Linked DNA regions of Homo sapiens: region 2 is linked to region 1. Evidence: chromatin contacts called from ENCODE Hi-C or POLR2A ChIA-PET data. All regions are on one chromosome and are shown on one strand. The core of a region is the stretch at or near the end of the contact, and the rest is flanking DNA. Distances in the headings are between cores, read along the strand shown. Region 1 holds the start of DCHS2 (dachsous cadherin-related 2). Region 2 holds the start of LRAT (lecithin retinol acyltransferase).

Region 1 (4,430 bases), core at 811-3,310:
AGGTACAAGATCAAAAAGAAGGCAGATGGCTGAGTCCAGAGTGGTGGTATGAGGCAAGGTCAGAAAGATGGATAGGATCCTGTACTACTAAAAGGAGCTTGATTGAAGGAGTCTGAATTATAATCTAAGTATAATGGAATCATTTCAGGTTCTAAGCAGGAGGTAATATGATTTGAGACAGCTTTAAAAACATTAATCCAGATGCTTGTTCAAGAATTACTTATAGGCTGGTTGCGGTGGCTCAAGCCTGTAATCCCAGCACTTTGGGAGGCCTAGGCAGGAAGACTGGCCCCAGGAGTTCGAGACGAGCCTGGGCAATATAGTGAGACCTCATCTCTACAAAAGTAAAAAAAATAAACAAATAAATTAATAAAATAATATAAAATTTGCCAGGTATAGTGGTGGGCACCCATAGTCCCAGCTACTCTGGAAGCTGAGGTGATGGAATCACTTGAGTCCATGAGGTTGCAGTGCGCCATGATTGCACCACCGCACTCCAGCCTGGGTGACAGAGTGAGATCCTGACTCAGAAAACAAAACAGCAACAACAACAACAATAGCAAAAACAGAAAAGAATTACTTATAAAGGGGCAAGAGTGGGAGGGGAGGGACTAGTTAGGGTGCAAATGCAGAGACTGAAGATAAAAAGACTCTAAAGACTCATAACAAATCTCTTTAATGGTTAAAGAGAGTTCATTGGGGGAAAGAAAGCTGAATTTATTTTAATAATGTCCCCATTTTCGGTAACATATATGCTACAAAGTCAATTATTTTATTGTTATTTGGTCACAGGTAGAGATAACGGTGTGGCTGTGGATTAGCAATTACATACACCTCCGTTGCACATTTAAAAAGGCATTTTGTTGTTGCTGCAAGAAACCACTATGCAGGGCTTTTGGTCCTCCCTAAAGGAGAGAAACGGTATCTAGGAAATTAATTCTTCTCTCAGGCCCAAATGCAAAATTGCAGAAACCACTTGCTAAATATGGTCAGCCATTTTTAAGAGTCCAGAGAGTCTTTTCTCAGGCGTACTTTATTAGAGGCCATTGATCAGTTTCTACCGATTATTATAGTTAATTGAAGGGAAATCTGCGACTATGGCTATTTATTGGCATTTGCGTTCGGCTCAGACAGAAGCTAGTTTTGAAAGTGGTATCCGTAGAGTTATCCCGCTTGCACACTTCCTTGCCTAGGGGTGGTGGGGGAGCGCTGAGGGCTTGCGGGGTGTCAGCCACCAGGGCTTTCTGCTCATCAGTCAGCATCGTCAGACATCCTGGAAGTGTTATGATGGCGCTGAATGTAGAAAAAGGGTTCTCAGGGCGGATATATTGTCGTCATTCCTGGTGGCAGAGGGGAGTGACAAGAGGCTCACACGTCGCTGGGTAGTAGCACGCATAATAAAGTGTGGTTTGCACCATGTGTGCCACAGATTTCTCGGGTTTTCTGGAAGGCTTTTCCAAGTTCCGCCTTCTCCCCTTTAAAGCCATCCTGGCCCCAGCTATGCATCGGCCTTTGACTCCATCTGTCCTTCCGCTGCGGACGGGAGTCCCTCTCGCCAAATGGAGAACACAAGTTTGGCACCCCAAAGTGATGATAACCTCTACCCTCTTGGCTCAGCGCGAGCCAAGAGTCAGGCCTGCAGAGGGACGGTCAAGCGGATGGAGGGGGAGGCCGCGGAGAGGCCGCTCCTCTCACCTCCCCGCACCCATCATCACTTGGCACTTGGCCAAGCCCAGGCAGACGCCCCGCCTGCGCGTCCCCCACCCGCCCCGCGGTGCACGTCTCCCAGTGCTTTTGCATTTGCTCCTCTTCCGCCCTGCTGCAGAGCGCGGCTCGCAGGTTGGAGTTTGCCCTCGTGTGCGCCGCATCACACGGCAGGGAGGGGAAGGCAGGCGGCGGAGGCTGGGTCGGAGCAGGAGTCGCGCGGTCCCTGGCGCCCGGAGACACAGTGGGGAACCACCGCCCCGCCCCCGGAGCAGCGGACAGGGCCGCAGACCTCCCTTCCCCCCTCCCTCTCTCCCTCCTCCCCAGCGCCCTGACTCCCTGCCTCCACGCCCTTACTCCACCCCCTACTCCGGCCAGATCCCCATCCTCTCCTTGTGTGTGCGCGCTTCATATAATCTCCTCCTTTTTGGCAAAAGAAATAATGCACCTGACTTTACCAGGGGGGAACAACCAGCCGAGTAGAACAAGGAACAGATGTAAAGGGAATAAAAGGAGAGAGAAAAAGAGATGAGATTCGTTTAAAGAAATCCAGGGGCAGAAGAGGTGGCTGCCGCGGCAGAGGCAGCTAGAGCTTACTTCCCTGTCTGCGTGAGCTGCAGGCAGAGGACGCTTTCACCAGTTGCAGATGTAACCTCGGGAATTCCTGGGCCGTCGGTTTGTTTGCCAAACAAAGTCTTTTCTTCTCTGGCTCAGACACTGAAGAGGCTCCTGGATTTTTCTGCGATCCTGCCACAAGCTGGCAGTTACCCGAGAGCCTTCCCAAGGAGCTGGAGGAGAAATGAGCCCTTGTGGGCGGAAGATGGGCGAAGGGCGTCAGCAGCGGCGGGCTCCGGTCGGGAAGCTCCTTCTGCTCCCCGGGAGGAGAGATACACCCCATGGGCGGTCAGGCAGCAGCGGCGCCAGGACGCAGCGCTCCCTGCTCTGGCTCTTGGTGCACGTGTGGCTGTGGGCGGCCTCGGGCTCCTCTGCCCAGTTGTTCAACCTCACCCTTTCCGTAGATGAGGGGCTTCCCCCGGACACGCTGGTAGGTGACATCCGCGCCGGGCTGCCGGCCGCGCAGCAGCAGGAGGGGAGCGGCTTCTTTCTGTCGGAGGACTCCGATGACTCCCCGCTGCTGGACGACTTCCACGTGCACCCGGACACCGGCATCATCCGCACTGCGCGGCGCCTGGACCGCGAGCGGCGGGACCACTACAGCTTCGTCGCCGCCACGCTGCTGGGCGCTGTGGTGCAGGTGGAGATTCGCGTCAACGACGTGAATGACCACTCGCCCCGCTTTCCCCTCGACTCCCTGCAACTCGACGTCTCCGAGCTCAGCCCGCCAGGGACCGCCTTCCGCCTGCCAGTTGCCCACGATCCGGACGCCGGACTGTTCAGCACTCAGGGCTACACCCTGGTGCAACCGTCCGACCTGCCCAAGGACCCCGCAGGCCCGTTCTTCCAGTTGCGCTACCGGACTCCGGGGCCACTACCGTCACCGCTTTTGCCAGGCTCCTCGTCACCCCTGGAGCCTCTAGATCTGGTGCTGCTGCGGCGCTTGGACCGAGAGGAGGCGGCGGCGCACCGGCTGCAGATCGAGGCATGGGACGGCGGCCGACCCCGGCGCACCGGCCTCCTGAGCGTGGAGCTGCGCGTGCTGGATGAGAACGACAACCCGCCGGTCTTTGAGCAGGACGAGTACCGCGCCGCGGTGCGCGAGGACGCCCAGCCGGGCGCCGAGGTCTGTCGCGTGCGCGCCACCGACCGCGACCTGGGGCCCAATGGCTTCGTGCGCTACAGCGTCCGCGCCCGGCAAGTGCCTGGGGCGGGTAGCGGCGGCGGGGCACTGGGCGACGCGGCCTACTTCGCGGTGGAGGAGCTGAGCGGCGTGGTGCGAGTGTGGAGACCTCTGGACCGCGAGGCACAGGCCTGGCACCAGTTGGTGGTGGAGGCCCGCGATGGAGGCGCCGAGCCTGAGGTTGCCACGGTGCGCGTGTCCATCGCCGTGCTGGACGTGAATGACAACCGGCCAGCAATTCACGTGCTCTTTCTCACAGAGGGAGGCGTCGCCCGTGTCTCTGAAGGCGCCCGACCGGGCGACTACGTGGCTCGCGTCTCGGTGTCTGACGCGGACGGTGACTGGGAGAAGGAAGATGAGGCCACAGGGGAGCTTGGTGTGGGTCTTGGAGACGGGAGCATCTCTCTGTCCTTGGAAGGCGGAGAGGGAGACTTCGCGTTGCTACCCGGCGGCCCCCCAGGGGTATTTTTCCTTTGCGTGGAGGGGCCCCTGGACAGAGAGAGCCGCGATCTGTATGAGTTACTACTGGTGGCCACGGACGCGGGGTCCCCGCCGCTGAGCACGGAGGAGACGCTGCTACTCCGGGTCGCTGACCTCAATGACCAACCACCTCTCTTCAGCCAACAGCATTACAAGGCCTCAGTGTCCGAGGCCGCGGCCCCTGGCACTGTAGTCATGTGGGTCAGCGCCTCCGATGCCGACGAGGCAGGCAGTGATCACGCCTGGCTGCGCTACACTGTAGTCCAACTCTCGGCTCCCTGCAATCTCGGCTCCCTGCAATCAAAGATGGTCCACACCGCAGAGTGTGGACCATCTTTTGCCATTGATTCCGAAAGCGGTGCGATCAGCACTATCCGGACTCTAGACCGAGAGGTCCAGGAGGCGGTGGAGCTGAAAGTGGTGGCCCAGGACCTCGGAGAGCCCCCAC
Region 2 (4,430 bases), core at 1,382-3,881, 250 kb before region 1:
CTTAGAGAAATGATTTGCTTGGTTCCTAAGTAAATCTGACATGTTTCCTTTTGTACACTTTGGGAGCCCGTGTTTGTAAATGTGGTGGAGTTCATTTCTAAACAGGCCTGGACTAGAGCTGTGATTCTTGAATCGCTGCACAGTGCTCTAACTGTATTTTTATTTTACTTGGAAAAGAATTCCTAGATTGAGTCTTTTGTGGCTCTATAAAATCTATAAGGAGTTTCATACACCGATCTATAAAAGCAAAATACTTCCATGCTCTCCCACAGAGGATAGAGAAAGATGTTCCCAAATGGGTCAAAAAAATTAACCAAGATGTGGAGCAATTAAAAACTGGTTACATGAAAAAAACTGACTTAGCTTTTTCTGGTCCCAAAAATATCTAAACATGAAGAGTAACACTAAAGCTCATATGTTATTGCCCAGGTTTCCATTATAAAGACTGAACATTAACAATGACTTCTTTAACAAGTGCAATGAAGGCTGAGAAAGTTTCCAATTGTAAGTGAAGTTTCAGGCTTAAAATCTTAACTATTTTTAAAAGTTAAGAGGTTTTAAAAGGAAATAAAAATCCATTTTTCCCTTTGGATTTGTGGCTAATTTAATAATCATGAGTATTTTTTCAAAATACTCATAAAAATTACCTTCCAATGTTTAACATCTCTTCTTGAAAACTAATTGTATTGATCTCTGGGGAACCCATAAACAATGTAATCTACCTTCAGGGCTAATGGGTAAAGGATGCTTAACAATGAAGTCTAGATGAGGATCAAAGCCAACCCAGAAAGAATTCAGAATACCATGGAAAATACAACTCTGAAGCACCAACACAAAGAATAAGGGAACTACCAGGGGGGCCCTCTTACTGGGAATTTTGATAGCTTATAGCAAGCAATGAAAAATCCCTCTATGCAGCTTTCAAAGGGAGAAAACTGCATGGTTCCTTATTTTAAAGGCACACACTTTGTTTATAGTGTTATGGATTAAATATAAACTCTGGACCTCTTCCTTTCAAGTGAAATTCTTGGTTAAAGTTGCAAGCAGCGGTGACTGATTCCTTGTATCCCCCACCCCCAGTCACTTGCCCTTTGTCGTTTGAACTACACTGTGGGTGGACACCTGATGACTTCTGCAGCAATACTGGGCAGCTCTGGAATCTCTGGAAGCGGTCCTGCATTGCCACATCCTTTCTCTAAGCATTTCGAGATATCCTGCAAGGCACGTTGCCATTTGCTTATTTACTTAGCCTACCTTAGGAACACCAGAACTTTCCTTACTTAATCTAGAACTTTAAGAATGTTATGGAAGGCCGGGCACGGTGGCTCACGCCTGTAATCCCAGCACTTTGGGATGCTGAGGCGGGAGGATCACGAGGTCAGGAGATCGGGACCATCCTTGCTAATACGGTGAAACCCCATCTCTACTAAAAATACAAAAATAAATTAGCCGGGCGTGGTGGCGGGTGCCTGTAGTCCCAGCTACTCAGGAGGCTGAGGCAGGAGAATGGCGTGAACTCTGGAGGCGGAGTTTGCAGTGAGTGGAGATCGCGCCACTGCACTCCAGCCTGAGCAACAGAGCGAGACTCCGTCTCAAAAAAAAAAAAAAAAAAAAAAAAAAAAAAGGAAAAAGAAAAAGGATGGTATGGAAGTGGTAGGGGAGGTGTCCAGGAATTAGATCCCTACTCGCGGGGAAGAGAAAAGGTCAGGGATGGGAGGGGGCATCTCCGCGGAGCCCACTTCCCCTGGGAGTCACACATCATACCTTGTCGGACTGGGGACTGATCGGGGTGCCATATCTGCAGTAGGTCACGAAGTGCTCGCAGTTGTTCCACAGCAGGCTGTAGGGGGTAAAGCCCAGCAGCTTTTCAGCCCTCCGCGCCACCTCCTCGTTGAGCAGTGCCTTTTTCTGGAGGGACTCGTCCAGGTGATTGACCAGGATGTTAGCTCCGTAGGCGAAGTCCTCCACTGTGTCCACGCGGATGCTGGCCACTTTGACAATAACGCCCAGGATGAGACGCTTGTTGGAGACCACCTTCTGCGTGCGCCCCATGTCGTCTGTCAGGGCCAACAGGATGTCGGGCATCATGTGGGCAACACGGTTGTCTCCTAGGTAGATGCCATAGTGGGTCAGGTGGGTCCGGGGCACCTCCAGCACGTCGCCTCGGTGGAAAGAGCTGGTTTCATAAAAACTGTTCCTCCCTTTGTCTTCGCCCGCGGCGCCCGAACTAAAGAGCGTGAAGTTGGAGATGAGGAGCAGCTTCTCCAGTAGTAAAGACACCACCTCCAGCATGGGGTTCTTCATCCTGCAGGGAAGAGGGCGTCTTGGAGAGGTGCCGGTGCCACTCCGGCAGGGGCCGGGCTGGGCAAGTTAAGCTCGCCGGGCAGGGGTGCTGCGCTGCTGCTCACCTGCAGGCCAGGTGAGGTACGGCGCAAAGTACGGCCGCTGAGGAGAGAGGAAGGCAAAGGAGGACAGCGAGGCCTGGCGACCGGCTCAGCCAAGCCACAATGGGGAATGAGACGGATAAGGAACCGGTGGCTGACGGCGGGGACAGTGAGACCAGTGCTACAAGCAGCCGGAGAAGGAGCGCACCTGGGGGCCGTGCCGGGGGCAGGGCCGCGCGCGGTGCTCGGAGGTGCAGGCTTCGCTGCGACTTTTTATGGCCGTCGAGGGGGCGGAGCCGAAGGCCGTCACAGACCCGGAAAGCTCACTGATTGGGCGCCGCTGGCGCGCTGCGCTAGCGGCGGGGAGGACGCGGGATCCCGGTTTCTTTGGGAGGGGGGCGGGCCGACTCCCAGCTCCAGGGTTCTGCACAGTGATTCTTTATCGCCGCGGGATCCCGGTTGCACTACTGGCTTTTAAGTGGCCTATTTAGGGAGGTAGAGTCCCAAGGTGTGGCGGCACGAAAGGTCCTGCACCTGTCGGGACTGGGGCGAGTTCCTGGCACTTCGCGGTAGTCTTCGGTGGAAAGTCCTCTTGGGAGAGATTTCTGAGTTGGACCACCTTCCTCTAAAAGGATAGATATGAGGGACTTCGGCTTAATAAAGAGATTGCATTTACTTTGCAAAGTGCGAGCGCCTCGAATGCCTGCAGATTCTTTCCTGACCGAATCTTTCGTTTTGTTTTGTTTTGTTTTGAGACAGTGCCTTGCTCTATCACCCAGAGCAGGAGGGCGGTGGCGCGATCTGGGCTCACTGCAACCTCCGCCTCCCAGGTTCAAGCGATTCTCGTGCCTCAGCCTCCCAAGTAGCTGATATTACAGGCACCACGCCTGGCTAATTTTTGTATTTTTAGTAGACACGGGGTCTCACCATGTTGGCCAGGCTGGTGTTGGCCAGGCTGGTCTCGAACTCCTGACCTCAAGTGATCCGCCCTTCTGGACCTCCCAAACCGCTGGGATTACAGGCGTGAGCCACCGCGCCCAGCCCCTCTTTTTTCAAATGCCCTGAATCCTCCATGCTTTCAGCCGGCGCGAGGGTGTGTGTGTAGGGCGGGGGGGGGGGGGTTGGGGGGGTCGCTACCCGCGAGTCCAGTCCCTGCGCGCCGGTGATTTGAACCCGAGGCCTCTCTGCGCTCCTAGGCACCTGTGGCCGTTGAGTACGAAGCTTCCAACGGTTGGCATGAAAAACGGCGGGGTCCCAACGCCCGCCAGGAAAGCAAGATTCATGTTAAGTTTATTTCTCCGGCTTCAGGGTCACATGGACCCAGCTTCAGTTCACCCACCGAAACTTTGTCCGCCTCCCTTTATTTTTATTTTTATTTTTATTTTTATGTTTTTAAGCATAACCTCCCGGAGACGGCCAAGGAAGGCGAAGTACTTGGATGAGATGCTAAGTTCTTTGCCCGTGCGCCTGCAGCCCGACTCCAATGCCTCCTCGAGGGTGGTCCTAGGGAGCTGCCGGGTGAGGGAGCCGCTGAAGCGTTGGCCGCGCCAGGCTTGGCACGCGATGTCCCCACCGGGTGCTGAGTTCCGTGCTAATGCATTATGTAAATGCTTAAATTCTGCAGACAAAGGCCACAATGGAGAGCCTCGGGTGGCTCCACAAAGCTGCCCAGTCGGCGCTAATAGGTTTCATCAGCAGATTCTACGCACGCCTGAGGGTACTCTGCGGATGATGGATGAAGGAACATTCATTTTACCTGGAAGACGAAGGGGGCCATAGAGACCAGGCGTGAGGGAAAACGGCTCCCCATTATCCTTGGAGGCCGGGCCTTTGCTGCCACCCTCAATCTGCCGTCAGCGATCTGTCCCCGTCTCCCTGCTTGCCGGTGACTTTTGTTCATTCACAAACGATTGCGCATCACATTATAGTCCCAGCAAAGAGGAGAAAACTCCCACAAACGAGTCGAAAGAGGAAGTTGGAGAAGGGGAGAGAGCCAGTGGACGTGGAGATTTTTTTATTTTCCCAGTTTACTCCCAAAATTTAAAG

Evidence for each region. Hi-C counts contacts between places; a loop is a spot of excess contacts on that map. ChIA-PET counts read pairs that join two places held with the same protein, here RNA polymerase II (POLR2A). Pooled maps may share reads with other maps.
Region 2: a map of naive thymus-derived CD4-positive, alpha-beta T cell shows a loop between it and region 1 (5-fold over the local background). The contact joins the promoter of LRAT here to the promoter of DCHS2 in region 1. A Hi-C loop is called at or near these places in 1 of 168 maps with a recorded cell type or tissue (naive thymus-derived CD4-positive, alpha-beta T cell), 1 of 37 single-sample maps with no recorded cell type and 7 of 50 pooled maps. POLR2A ChIA-PET finds 5 or more read pairs at or near these places in 2 of 52 experiments (WTC11 and common myeloid progenitor, CD34-positive).

The regions. Positions count from the first base shown.
Region 1 is chr4:154,489,429-154,493,858 of GRCh38, reverse strand. DCHS2 (dachsous cadherin-related 2) reads left to right here and starts at 2,060. Exons shown (of 20, transcript NM_001358235.2): 1 at 2,060-4,430. The coding sequence starts at 2,504. RefSeq lists enhancers at 1,630-1,679, 2,482-2,661, 2,712-2,851, 2,320-3,275, 3,276-4,232.
Region 2 is chr4:154,742,201-154,746,630 of GRCh38, reverse strand. LRAT (lecithin retinol acyltransferase) reads right to left here and starts at 2,631. Exons shown (of 3, transcript NM_004744.5): 1 at 2,409-2,631; 2 at 1,765-2,305. The coding sequence starts at 2,304. RefSeq lists enhancers at 3,280-3,792, 3,793-4,304, 4,305-4,430.